Linked DNA regions of Homo sapiens: all the other regions are linked to region 2. The links are chromatin contacts, found by Hi-C or POLR2A ChIA-PET in ENCODE. All regions are on one chromosome and are shown on one strand. The core of a region is the stretch at or near the end of the contact, and the rest is flanking DNA. Distances in the headings are between cores, read along the strand shown.

The links. A loop is a pair of places that touch in the nucleus more often than their neighbours do. ChIA-PET counts read pairs that join two places held with the same protein, here RNA polymerase II (POLR2A). Pooled maps may share reads with other maps.
Region 1: a pooled map shows a loop between it and region 2 (2.6-fold over the local background). The contact joins two enhancer-like sites. A Hi-C loop is called at or near these places in 1 of 168 maps with a recorded cell type or tissue (lower lobe of right lung) and 1 of 50 pooled maps. POLR2A ChIA-PET finds 5 or more read pairs at or near these places in 2 of 52 experiments (BJ and WTC11).
Region 3: a loop to region 2 is called in a map with no recorded cell type, with 2.0 times the contacts of the local background. The contact joins two enhancer-like sites. A Hi-C loop is called at or near these places in 2 of 37 single-sample maps with no recorded cell type and 2 of 50 pooled maps. POLR2A ChIA-PET finds 5 or more read pairs at or near these places in 1 of 52 experiments (GM12878).

What each region holds. Positions count from the first base shown.
Region 1 is chr3:141,795,412-141,800,160 of GRCh38, forward strand. All of the region lies in intron 4 of GRK7 (G protein-coupled receptor kinase 7), which reads left to right. Among named protein-coding and RNA genes, the nearest start is that of GRK7, 34 kb to the left of the region's middle. RefSeq lists enhancers at 1,419-1,478, 2,149-2,268. Within about 2 kb of position 2,225, at least 32 of the 41 ENCODE cell types and tissues checked have a DNase peak (open chromatin) inside an H3K27ac peak, as active enhancers do.
Region 2 is chr3:141,658,197-141,662,539 of GRCh38, forward strand. No RefSeq gene overlaps it. Among named protein-coding and RNA genes, the nearest start is that of RNF7, 78 kb to the right of the region's middle. Within about 2 kb of position 1,760, at least 6 of the 41 ENCODE cell types and tissues checked have a DNase peak (open chromatin) inside an H3K27ac peak, as active enhancers do.
Region 3 is chr3:141,838,797-141,843,043 of GRCh38, forward strand. No RefSeq gene overlaps it. Among named protein-coding and RNA genes, the nearest start is that of ATP1B3, 36 kb to the right of the region's middle. Within about 2 kb of position 2,340, at least 3 of the 41 ENCODE cell types and tissues checked have a DNase peak (open chromatin) inside an H3K27ac peak, as active enhancers do.

The sequences.
Region 1 (4,749 bases), core at 975-3,474, 140 kb after region 2:
AACCCTGGCATAAAGGCCTCGCAGCACAAGGCCTGAGGCTCAGTCGCAGAACAGAGTGGCTTTGCAGCTGGCTGCAGTGTGGAGTCATGAGGTGGGAGGGGTGACTAACGATACAACTAGAGAGTTTAGCAGACACCAGGCCCTAGGGGCTGGAGGAGTTGCACAAGGGGAGTTTGAACCTATTGGCAAGGGTGCTGGGGAACCGATGAAAGGTTTTTAGCAGGGAAGTGACAAAATCAATCTTGGGGCCAGGTGTGGTGGCTAATGCCTGTAATCTCAGCATTTTGGGAGGCCAAGGCACAAGGATTACTTGAGCCTAGCAGATGGAGACCAGCCTGGGCAACAAAGCGAGACTCTGCTCTATGTTAAAAAAAAAAAATAGCCTTGGAATTACATCAAAGAGAAGGAGTTAGAATGAGCACAGAAAGGCTGGGAGGGAAGCAGAGGACTCAGGGAACTGTGGGCTTGCACATTGTCTAATGGAGTCACGGGAATAAGGAGAGGCTGGGCCAGGGGGTCTGCAGGATGCGGCAGGAGGGGGCTGTCATGTGACATGATACAGTTCAGGGACCTAATGGTTGCCGTGTCATCTAATCTAATATAGACACATGTTAGAAGCTCAGAGCATTCATTTAGATCATGCGCAGCTGATGAAATATAGTCCTGCAGGTCAAGGAGAAAGGAGCTTGAGCATTTGAATCCTGGTTCTGCCACTTACTCTGGCTGCTGTGTACAGATGTGCAGGCTGACTCCCTGCATGGGAGAGTGGGGGCTGACGTCACATGGGAGGCTGGTTTGCTCCACGCACCAAGACATTTGGAGTGCCTTCTAATTGGCACAAATGTACTCATGGGTTGGCCACAGCCCTGCACATGATCTTACACAAGTCAGACTGCTTCTCTGAGCCTGCTTAATACTGCCTGCCTTTAGCGTTGATGAGAAGATTAAGAAACAAAGTAGATAAATGCCTAGCCGAGGGTCAGCCACTTGGTAGGCACTCAAGAAATGATTGTACAAGAAGCTCCAGACCTTCAGTCACAATCCCCGCTGTTGCAATTGTTTCTGCCTCACCTGACAGGCACTGTAGTTGCTCAGGTGACCTCTGCAGCTGTGCTTTGTTCTCTGCGAGGCACAGGGAGCCAGCGGGACCCCAAGGCTGCAGCAGTGGGCAGTGGGTGAGCAGCTTGCATCTGGGTTGAGCCAAGCAGACACTCACAGTTGTCTTGCTTCCTCACAGCTGTGTGGGGTTTCATTTGTGGTTTTCTTCTGAGCATCTTAGAGGCACCGTGGAAAGTATGCCTCAGCCTGCTGCCAGAGAGATTCATAGCACATGAAACCACTGAAGAACACGCTCAAGTGAAAGAACGGGAACTATTGATCTCTGACCATGTGCCAGGCCCTGCCTTTCAGTCTGATGGAGTCTTGTGTAGCTGTCCTGCCTGAGACAACCAGAACCCAGGCATGGTAACAACAGCCGCTAATACATACTGTGGTAGCAGGCCTGCTGTGCGCCAGGTTTTGGGTCGACACCCAATCTGTTTTATCGTTTTAATCTTCGTCACAGTCCCATAAGGCAAGAACTGTTGAGGCTCAGAGGGGTTGAGTAAGCGGCTGTGGGTGACCGGCTTATAACTGGTAGAGCTGGGATCTGAACTACAGCAAACCAACGCCAGTGTGGGAGCCATTTCACCCCAGACTCTATGCCTGCAAAAAGTGTTATTGTGACGACCCCTCTTTTGGGCTCCCTGTGTGGGCTCTGTGAAATGGGTGTCCTTCCAGGGGTGTCAGGGAGAGCAGGAAGCCGCCTCTGATGGGATGCGCCCTCCCCGCCCAGGAAGTGGCGGCAGAAAGCGAGCCCTGAGAAGCCAGGGGCAGGAGCGGCCTCCGCGCGACACTGCGGCGCTCCTGATTCTGCGGCCTGGGGCCGAGCATGCGGGGCGGGCGGAGCCTCGAGCTAAGTCCCCTGGGGTCCCAGGGCCGCATTCCTCCGAGGTCTGCAAAGGCCACTGCTTAAAGGCGCAGAGGAGCAGCTGGGAACGAGAACAAAGCGGCCAGGCCCCCCTCGGAGGAAGGAAGGAGAGAGCCCCAGGAAACAGCTGATAGCGCTAAGCTCAGCTTGTTTTTTTCCTCTGCTCAACAGTTCTCCTGCCACGGCAAACAAAACATGTACATTCTGATTCCCTCTTCTGTTTGGATTGTGCTGTCGACTGGATCTGGTTTGTGATGAGCTGGGGGAAGAGGCATCCGCGGGCGATTTCTGGCTCGGCGTGCCAGTGTGCTTTTGCTGGGCCGCGCCGGGATCGCGGAGCTTCCTCTCCGGCTCCTTTCTCCCCGTCTGCGTCGCTAATCCAGCCTGGCCCGGCCACCCCAAGGGAAGACACGGCCGTTTCTTTTGATAGTGGAATTGGAGGTTGCCAAGTTTTCAGATTTAATGGGAGGTGGAGGGTTGCTCGTGTCCTTGACCTTGAAGGACCTGCGCACACTCATACTTTTTCATGGACTTGTAAAACTGTTAAGAGGTGAACTGTGCCCTCTCAGCTCCACCAGAAGCCCCTCCATGTTCTCTGCACTGCGAAGGTCACAGTCTGGTTCCTGGTTGTCCAGAGCCACACTGGGACTCTGTCCAGGGCCAGCCTGGGCCCTGCCAGTTCGGTTCAGAGTGACAGCTACAGGGTCAATGGAAGAGGCCAGCACCCAACAGCAAGAACAATGTAGGGGGTATCTGGACGGGCTTGGGATCTTAATCACACCTTAAGGTGTCTACCTTCCCCAATGTCTGGACACCTGTTGGTGACAGGTGGCCCTGATGGGACTAAGCTTGAGATTACTGTACTAGAAGGACTTCCCGCTGCCCCTGAGGGGATGGGGGAGGGGCACTGGCACTGCCAGGCGTGCTAAACCCCGTGAGGTCTGTTGTTCGATGTCGCCCAATGCTGGGTATACTTGGTTTTTGCCTGACCAGGTGTTGACTGTGTGGGTCTGGAAAGGGCACCATAAAACCCAAAGTAAAATAAGGTAAAACCCAGAAAAGGATAAAACACATACACACACACACACCCACACACCCCTCCACTAAGAGGTGCTGATACTCGGGCAATCCCTACAGCCCTGGGCATGGCGGTTCTGGTCACATGCACTGAAGGAGACGGTTCTGATGCTGCTGAGACAGAGGCGCAGGGCCCTGTGTAACTGCAGGAGTTAAACCCAGCTGTAAGAGGTCAGCGTGGTTGGACCTGCTCCACGCTGCTTGGCGCGTTCTCTCCTCCCACCCTACTCTGAGGAGGCAGTTCACATGCAGAAGACAAATGGCATAAAGGGCAGGCAATTAATTTTTTCAGCTGGAGGCTGCAATGGAATGTGGGTGCTTAAAGTCTGGCGTGCGCCTCTAATTCCATTCTCCTCAGTGAAATACCTCCGCTCTTCAAGGAGGTGGTGCCCTTCAAAGCTCCATGGCTGACATTTTCTGTCTTTAGGACCAAGAGGTGAATTTAGTCCTGAAAATTATTTGGAATGAATCTAAGGCCTTCCTGCACGCTGTCTCATGCTCTTTCCACTACACCAGGGGGTCTACAGTGCTGTAAAGATGGCAGGCCAATTCTTTACTTATTTCCTTGGGGAGGTGGTTGCAGAGCATGGCCCAGGGTCTGGTCCCATCTCCCAGAACCCTCTGCTGTGTGGAGCAGCCGAGCCAGCCTGAAACAGGCAAAAAATGGAGAATTCACTGGGATAAGGGGAAGGGAAACATCTTTAGCAAGAATGCTAAAGATCAAGGACTTAGTACTGGGCAAATGGGGAGAGGGAAGAAGGGGACTCTACAAGGGAGAAAAGAAATCCTGAAGGGAACTTGGAGGGGTAAGAAAAAGTCACTTCACCTACTTCTATAGAGGCGGAATAATGTAGTAGTGAAAAGCGCAGGCCAGGGCAGGCATGGTGGGTCACGCCTGTAATCCCAGCCCTTTGGGAGGCTGTGGCGGATGGATCACAGGAGGTCGGGAGTTCGAGACCAGCCTAGCTAACATGGTGAAACCCTGTCTCTACTAAAAATACAAAATTAGCCGGGCGTGGTGGTGAGCGCCTGTAATCCCAGCTACTCAGGAGGCTGAGGCAGGAGAATCACTTGAACCTGGGAGGTGGAGGTTGCAGTGAGCCAAGATCATGCCACTGCACTCCAGTCTGGGTGATAGAGTGAGGCTCGGTCTAAAAAAAAAAAACAAGGTGCAGCCTGTGTGTGATTCTTAGGTTGGTGATCTTAGGCAAGATTTAACCTCTCTATGGTTCAGTTTCCTAATCTGCAAAATGGACGCTATCTCATAGGGTTACTATGGAGATCAAATGAGGAATTCACATAAAGCACTACAGAAAATATTTAGCATGGAATAAGCACTCAATAATGTTTTCCATTATTATTTCCAATTTTTCTCTCAGCATGTGTTTCACAATCCTTTGTTCATGGCAAGGTATGTTGTCCACTTTCACCCTACACCTTCTACCGAGCAACTTAGGTTTATCCAGTATCCTCATTAGTAACTTTAATCCTTAATGTCACTCACCTTTGAAATGTGCTCATTGGACGGGTGCCACACAGAGCAAGCTCGCAATAAATGTTGCTGAATAGAACTTACTGACTGCCACTGACTTAACTTCGTTTGGATGTTGTTTATAGTCTCTTTATGCCTCTGCCACCCCAGCAGAGTCATAAAGAACCAGACAGAAGCAGGACCCAAGAACATGAGGCCCAAAGGAGAGCTG
Region 2 (4,343 bases), core at 510-3,009:
CTGTCACTAGCAGCTGGACCAAATTCTAGTGACATGGTTCCTTTAAGAACTTGCCCACAGTGCATACGAAGGACCCTTCATCTCAGCTCTGATGGGCTGTCTAGCTTCTGCCCCTCACTGTCCCTGTCCTCGGGCTCTGGCCTTCCTGACCATTCCTCTGCTCCCTAAGCATCTGCCCTGAGTCTCAGCGGGTGCCCTGCAGGTGCCCTCTTGCCTACTCTGGAACTCTCCTCCCTCACTGCCCTCCTCTGCTTTTTGTCTTATGAAGGCAGAAATAGTCATGCACAAAATAGGACCCTTTGAGAAAAGCTGTAAGTTCCAGCAGAGAGAGGAAGAGAAGAGGCAAAAATAACAGAGGGGCACAGACTCCTAAGGGCACACTCACTGGAAAGTCATGTTGGACCAAATTCAGGATCCCTCCTGGCCATTCTTGACCCTCCTCACTTCACTGTGAGCCCAGACTTCCTCCCATTAGAGCCAATTGGGTTTAAAACATACGCTTAGAAAACTACAGCCAGCCCTACAGGAATGAAGGGGTTACTTTCCATTTGCAGTTTACTGTGAATTTATTTAATCCAACTGTTATTTTTATTCACTTTTTTCCATTAAACAAGTATGCATTAAGCACCTACTCTATATCCTAAGATAGATATAGATAACTTATGTGCCAGATATGGAGGGCAGAAATCCCACACAACTTTCACTGGACTGAAATCAAGGAGTTGGCAGGGCTGTGTTTCCTTACGGAGGCTTTGGGGAGAATTCTTTCTCCACTTTTCCAGCTTCTAGAGGCTGCCCACCTTCCTTGGCTTGAGTCTCCTTACCTCCCCATTAAAGGCTTCAACAGGTCGCAAAATCCTGCTCATTTCATCTCTCTCTCTCTCTCTCTCTCTCTCTCTCTCTCTCTCTCTCTCTCTCTCCTCTCTCTCTCTCTCTCTCTCTCTCTATCTTCCTTATCTCTCTCTGACCTAACCTAAAAGGTTCTCAATGTCACGTTCTCAGACTCCTGTGATTAGACAGGGCCCACCTGGGTAATCAAGGATAACCATTCACTCCAACCTGCGCCCTGCTTCGAGGTCCATAACTTTAATCCTGTGGAAAGTCGCTTTTGCCATATAAGGTAACATATCCACAAGTTCCCAGGATTACAGCATGCATATCTTTGGGGGATTCTATTCTGCCCACCACATCCTCCCAAGCCTTCCTTTCTACGCCCCCAGACTACTGCCTGAAGCAAGTGGCGCGATCTTGGCTCACTACAACCTCTGCCTCAGGTTCAAACGATTCTCCTACCTCATCCTTCCGAGCAGCTGGGATTACAGGTGCCCGCCACTACGCCCAGCTAATTTTTGTATTTTTAGTAGAGACGGGGTTTCACTATGTTGGCCAGGCTAGTCTGGAACTCCTGACCTCAGGTGATCTGCCCTCCTCGGCCTCCCAAAGTGCTGGGATTACAAACGTGAGCCACCGCGCCCGGCCAGTAAAGCTTTTTAAAATCCTTTTTCCTCCCCATCCAGTCCTGAAAGCTTCAGCTGTTTTGCACCTTTCTCCTTAACATTCCCCAGAAAAACTCCTGTATAGTCCCTGAGCCTCTGCCTTTATCCCTGCGCCCCTTTTCTCCTGGGATTGGGAGGGGGAAGCAGCCGCTCCATGAAGCCCTTCTAGTGGGCAAGAGAGGACCGGGCGGGACGGCGAGAGCGTCCCTGTCGCCTGCAGCTCCTGCTGGGTGATGCGGGGACGCGGCTCCCTGGGAAATCGTGTTAGCGGCTCCAGGGCTGGTCCACGGCGGCCTTGGGAGCGGCGGCAACAGGCTGGAGCGTCCACGCTTCGGAGGCCTCTGTCTCCCCAAGATTCCCCACTGATGAACAGGGACGCCGGTCCGCCTTCCTCAACTTCCCCTGTTCCCTGCCAGGCAGCGTCCCTCGCAGCGACGTTGGCTGCGACAAGTTTGACCTGCAGCGAGGACACCAGGATTTCTCAGTTTCTCCAAATCCAAGCCCGAGCCCGAGCCCGAGTTCCGACCAGTCCTGACACTGCTTCCCGCCGCCACCTGCCTCCTCCTCCAGCTCCCGCTGTCTCCCCGGCGCCGGCGCCCTGGGTGGCCACAGTCCCTCCAGCCTCCGCCCCTCGCCGCAGTCTCCAGGGCGCCGGACGCCACGCGGGCAGCCGGCCCGGGACGCAGGGAGAGTGAGAGCGAGTGAGTGCGGGCGCCCGGCGGGGCGGGCAGGGGCCGGAGGAGGTTGCCCCAGCTCCAGGAGAAATGCTTGATCCCAGGAGCGAGGCTCCCTGGAGACCATGGTGCTCGCAACCCCTATTCTCTCCCCTATGCACCCGCACAGCCCCAGGGCGGGGGCGGGGAAGAGTGCACGCAGCTGGGCTTTTCCCGGCCTCAGGGTGAGCAGCTAGGATTCTCTAGGGAAATATATTAAAAGCACGGGAGCCTTGGAGAGGGAGCGCAAAGCAGCCTCTCCTTGCAGGCCCTCTCCATGTCCCCTGGGACTCCGAGGTGGACCAGGAGCTGTCCAAGCTGGGCGGGCAAGGGACCCAGAGGGGGGCCCTCCACATCCCCTCGGGACAGAGGGCAGGGTCCGGCCACCTCCACTCTCAGCCCCTCCTCCGGCACCCACGCTGTCCCCACACTGTCTCCAGGACACTGGGGAGGGAGAGTCACTTTCAGAAAAGACAAGTAAAACCTAGCACAGGGCGGGACACATATACCTTAGACCTTCAATAAATATTCATTAATGATTCAATCAATGCTGGCTTTGAAGTGCCTAGATATTTGCCAACCTGAGCATTTACTGTATATAAAAATGACATAAATTCTCGTGATAAAACATTAAGTGAAAAACTCAAGATTCAAAAGTGTCTTATTAGAGCATTTGCAGAATCTATGTGGGTAGTTTGTGCATCTGTAAATACTTTAAATGCTGGTGAGGAATAATCCATAATGTGAGCAGTAATACTGTATACTACCTGTCTTAGCTTGGGCTGCCATGACGAAATACCATAGACCGGGTACTTTAAACCACAGAATTTTCTTACAGTTCTGGAGACTGGAAGTCTGAGATCAAGCTGCCGTTGAGGTGGGTTTCATTCAGAGGGCACTCCTCTTGGCCTGCAGTGGGGGGTGTCGCAATTTCTCTGGGTGCTTTTTTTTTTTTTTTTTTTTTGAGAAGGAGTCTTGCTCTGTCGCCCAGTCTGGAGTGCAGTGACGCCATCTCTGCTCACTGCAACCTCCGCCTCCCAGGTCCAAGCGATTCTCCTGCCTCAGGCTCCGGAGTAGCTGGGATTACAGGCACATGCCACCATGCCCAGCTAATTTTTTGTATTTTTAGTAGAGACTGGGGCTACCGTGCCCGGCCATTCTCTGTGTGCTCTTATGGCCCATGTCTTTGTGCCTGAAACAGTCCTGGGAGTCAGGAGACCCAGTTCTGTTTTCAGCTGAAGTAAGTCCCTTCTTTTCCTTCCTTGAGCCCAGAAGATCAAGGTTACAGTGAGCTGTGATTGCACCACTGCACCAAAAAAAGGTTGACCTTGCCCAATAAACAGTTTTCTGTAGCTGCCAAGTCTGGTTGCTCTGTGGCAGCAGACTGGAGTACAGACTTCTGAGAGGACACCTGGGAGATGGCCGTGAGTGGAGGAGGACTGCTAGAGTTAACAGTGATCCTGGTTTGCCTAGTGCTTTTCTGTTTTTAGCATTCAACATCCTGGATTAGACAATCTGTAAAGTCCCAACCAGAACTATGATATTGTGATTTTCCCTTACCCTAGTATCTGAATGTCTCTACATTCCACTGGGTTCATTCCCCTTTCCAGAATGCTTTTCACCCATGATGGGGTCATTTGCTATGTAAAAATAGGATACGAATACAAGTGTGATCTAATTTGAAATTGTAAAATTCTTCCAGCTAATAATTCACATGACATCTAACAGATGTTGTTGGCTTTCTCTTGAAATTTTAAATTATCCTACAGTGCCCTGTAAATCTGTGGCAGTGCCCCGAAGCGCCTCAGTGTAGTATGGGAACCATGGCTTGAAAGTGCAAAGCATTACTAGAGATAAACAGGAATATTACATAATAACAAAAGAGTAGACTCCTCAGGAAGATTTATCAGTTCTAAATGTATAGACACCTAATAACATAGCTTTAAAATATATAAAACAAATGTTGGCAGAATTAATAGCAAAGTTAGACAAATTCACGTTCACTCTCTTAATAACTGGTAGAATATGCATGTGATAAATTCAGTAAAGATAAATGTAGTGGGAAGCCATTGGAGAGATTTAAGTAGAAGAGTCATATGACCTGATTTACATTTCAAAAACTTCACTCTGGCCC
Region 3 (4,247 bases), core at 1,090-3,589, 180 kb after region 2:
GCAACACTCCATCTCAAAAACAAAGAAAGAAAATAAAAGTATAATCCCAGATTTTCCAGGTCAATTTAGACTTTATCTGAGATAGCTTCCTCATTTTACAGATGAGAAAATTCAGCCCTAAGATCACACAGCTAATTAAAAATGGAAACTTCTGGCTAATTTGTGCTACAGAAGAGCTATTGTGATGTCACAGCCTTAATGACAACTAATAGTCAACATCTGTTGAGTACTTACTCCATGAATTAATCATTTGATCCTGCCCCATGGTGTTTGTACTATTCTATCCCGATTGCACTTTTTTTTTTTTTTTGAGACAGAGTCTCACTCTGTCGCCCAGGCTGGAGTTCAGTGCTGCAATCTCGGCTCACTGCAAGCTCCGCCTCCCGGGTTCATGCCATTCTCCTGCCTCAGCCTCCCGAGTAGCGGGGGACTACAGGCGCCCGCCACCATGCCTGGCTAATTTTTTATATTTTTAGTGGAGATGGGGTTTCACCGTGTTAGCCAGGATGGTCTCGATCCCCTGACCTGGTGATCCACTGGCCTCGGCCTCCCAAAGTGCTGGGATTACAGGCATGAGCCACCGTGCCCAGCCTATCCCCATTGTACTTTTAAGTGAAGGGGTGCTAAAAGGTGAAGTAACTGGCCTAAGGACATAAACTTTCAGGATCCCAGGTGCATTCCAAGCAGACAATTTCTAAAGCCCAGATTTAACCATTAGATTATCAGCACAGATTCTTAACTGAGGAAGAGAAATTTTATCCCTAAGTTCCTTTCAGGCCAGACTGGTCCCCACCCAATTTTACAGGAGCACAAGTGTGACTGGAATCTTGTCCCTGCTATTTTATGCCACCACCCAGCCTCACCCTGTCACTGCTAACCTCTCCATAAGGCATGGATTTTTTAAGTCTAACTTCATGTGTTTTTCTTAAACTCATCTGAATGATGATTAGAAAAAAAAAAAAAAAAAACTATGTGACCAGCCTGGCCAACATGGCGAAATCCAGTCTTTACTAAATATACAAAAATTGGCTGGGCATCATGGCGCATGCCTGCAGTCCCAACTACTCAGGAGGCTGAGGCAGGAGAATTGCTTGAATCCGGGAGGTGGAAGTTGCAGTGAGCCAAGATCACATCACTGTGTTCCCGCCTGGGTGACATAGAGAGACTCTTTCTCAAAAACGAACAAACAAAAAACCACTACTATTGGCCGGGTGTGGTGGCTCACGCTTGTAATCCCAGCACTTTGGGAGGCCAAGGCGGGCGGATCATGAGGTCAGGAGATTGAGACCATTCTGGCTAACACGGTGAAACCCCATCTCTACTAAAAATACAAAAAATTAGCTGGGCGTGGTGGCACACGCCTGTACTCCCAGCTACTTGGGAGGCTGAGGCAGGAGAATCGCTTGAACCCGGGAGGCAGAGGTTGCAGTGGGCCAAGATTGCACCACTGCACTCCAGCCTGGGCGACAGAGCGAGATTCCGTCTCAAAATAAATAAATAAATAAATAAATAAATAAATACCCACTACTATTGTCAGGTGCAGTGGCTCATGCTTGTAATCCCAGCACTTTGGGAGGCCGAGGCAGGCAGATCACTTGAGATCGGGAGTTCGAGACCAGCCTGACCAACATGGAGAAACCCTCTCTCTACTAAAAATATAAACTTAGCCCAGTGTGGTGGCGCATGCCTGTAGTCCAAGCTACTCGGGAGGCTGAGGCAGGAGAATCGCTTGAATCCAGGAGGCGGAAGTTGCAGTGAGCCAAGATCACGCCATTGCACTCCAGCCTGGGCAACAAGAGTGAAACTCCATCTCAAAAAACAAAACAAAACAAAAAAAACCCTGCTACTATTCTTGAAACAGAACCTCAGAACTTTTCAGGGATAGCCCATGGAAGACAATGTTTGCAATGTTCCTCTCCTTCATCTGGTCAAAGTTGGATGCCCAGACTTTTCCCTCTTCAGCAGCACTGGAAATGACAGACACTCATCAATTGTATATTGTGAATGGTTACTAATTGACAGCTTTTCCTGGGGTCTTCCTGTCCCAAGAAAAGAGTCCTGGCTGCACTTGAGCTATTATTGGTTAAAACAATGAAAGTGCTCACAATAACAATGAGGAAAAAGTTACTGAGCCCGGAAAGAATGTAATCTGCAAATAATCCCCAGGTCTTTTTGGAGCAAACCAAAAAAGGCAGATTTTAAAAGCACTTTCCTTCTTCTGTCCTCAAAGGTAGGAAAACATAATGAATCACCATGACTTAGTTGCAGGGCTGGCATTGAAATGGCCATGTCCATAGCCCTCACCGCAAGGAACAGCAGAGGAAGTGGACCCACTTATGATAAAAGAGTCCTTCATTTCAAATCTTTCCCGTTCCCAGGCATAACCTACACTTAGAATTCTGAAAGAGAACATGGTCATTAAAGAACAAGACAGCTATAGGCAGATTTCAATCTTATAATAACATTTTTTTTTTTTTACCAGAAAGGAGCACCCCACCTCATGAATCATCCAACCACTATTCTTTGTTTGGCTTTTTCTCAGCTCGTTTCCTTTGTTCTATCAATCGCCAATTTTTTTTTTCTGCTTGAGGAAAAACCTTGCTTTGAGTTAATCCCCTGTCTCTGATGCCAAAACCCGCCAGCAACACAACCCACATGAGGTAGGGTGTGTCTTCATCATCAGTATTGCAAAGGAGTGGTGGTTAACATGTCCCATGACAGCTGGAGCAGTAAGCTGGGGACAGAGCACCTGGACACCCTTGACCTTCTCCCCAGCATGAGGGGGCAGTCACACAGCTCCCTTGCCATGGGGTAGTCTGCCAATTCACTCATTTCTAGTTGAAGCTGAGAAGGCAATTGAGGAAGGGATGTTAAGATAACAGGGGAGAGGGCCGGGTGCGGTGGCTCACACTTGTAATCCCAGCACTTTGGAAGGCTGAGGCAGGTGGATCACCTGAGGCCAGGAATTCGAGATCAGCCTGGCCAACATGGCGAAACCTCATCTCTACTAAAAATACAAAAAAAAAAGCTGAGCATGATGGCACGTGCCTGTAGTCCCAGCTACTCGGGAGGCTGAGGCAGGAGAATCGCTTAAACCCAGGAGACAGAAGTTGCAGTGAGCCAAGATCACACCACTGCACCCCAGCCTGGGCGGCTGAGAGAGACTCAGTCTCAAAATAATAATAATAATAATAATAGTAAAGATTATAGGGGAGAGATCACCCTAGACAAACCAACTAAATTTTCTTTACCTATTTCTATTTATTCTAGTGGGCTGTTCAGACAGATCTTAATGGTTATTCATTAAACATTATTATTTCTATCACTGTGTGCAATACTAGTCTTCAGCATCCCACATGAAAGGGCATTATGCCTGTTGATTATGGCTTGCTAATTCTTTTGTTAGGTGAGGCCTGCGGCTCTCAGGCTCAGAATCATTCCCAGGTTCTCCTCTTCATTCTTTTCTCTCCGTCTTTGCCATCATCACCATAGCATCATGTCAGTCCCTGCCCATTACTCTCTCCTCAGTGGTTTCATTAAAATTTCTCAATGTTCTTGAACATGGGTCAGCCATTTTTATATTTTCTGAAACTCCGAAAACTTTGAGCAAGGAAAAAAGCATTTGAAACACCTCTCGGAGATACAGGTGACCCTCACAAACATTCTGTCCTCTGCAGTGAATTCTAAGCAGGTGACAAAAGTTTGACTTTAAGGAGTATATAAATTATAAGCTAAATTTCAAAAAGATAAGTAAATCATCTTCTTGTAAATGGTCACTGTCATTGATAAATGTACCAGGCTGAAAAGCAGTAGAGGGAAAAGGAAAGCATGTGAACTCCAGAATCAGACCTGCCTGGGTTCAAATCTCACTTCTTTTACTAGCTATAGGTCCATGGCCAAATTACCTAAGGTCCCTCCATCTGCAAAATGGAAGTGAGCAAGGTAGCCCACCTCACAGGATTGTTGTGATGATTAACAATATTTTTATAATTAATTTAATAGTAAGAAATCAATTAAAGCATCGTATAAAATTGTCTGGCACATGGTAAGCCCACAGGAAGTGTTGGGCTTATTTCCAGAGGATTCTAAGATGCCAGGAGGATGTGAATGGTTTGGCTAAAAAAAGTCAGTTTTGTTCATGGGCTTTTCCCAGAAGATGAGTTCATCCTCACCCCCTTACATTTTTATATTTGGTGCCAACAAATCCTGGACATCTAGAGTTTGTGTTAAAAATTCTATCCTTATTC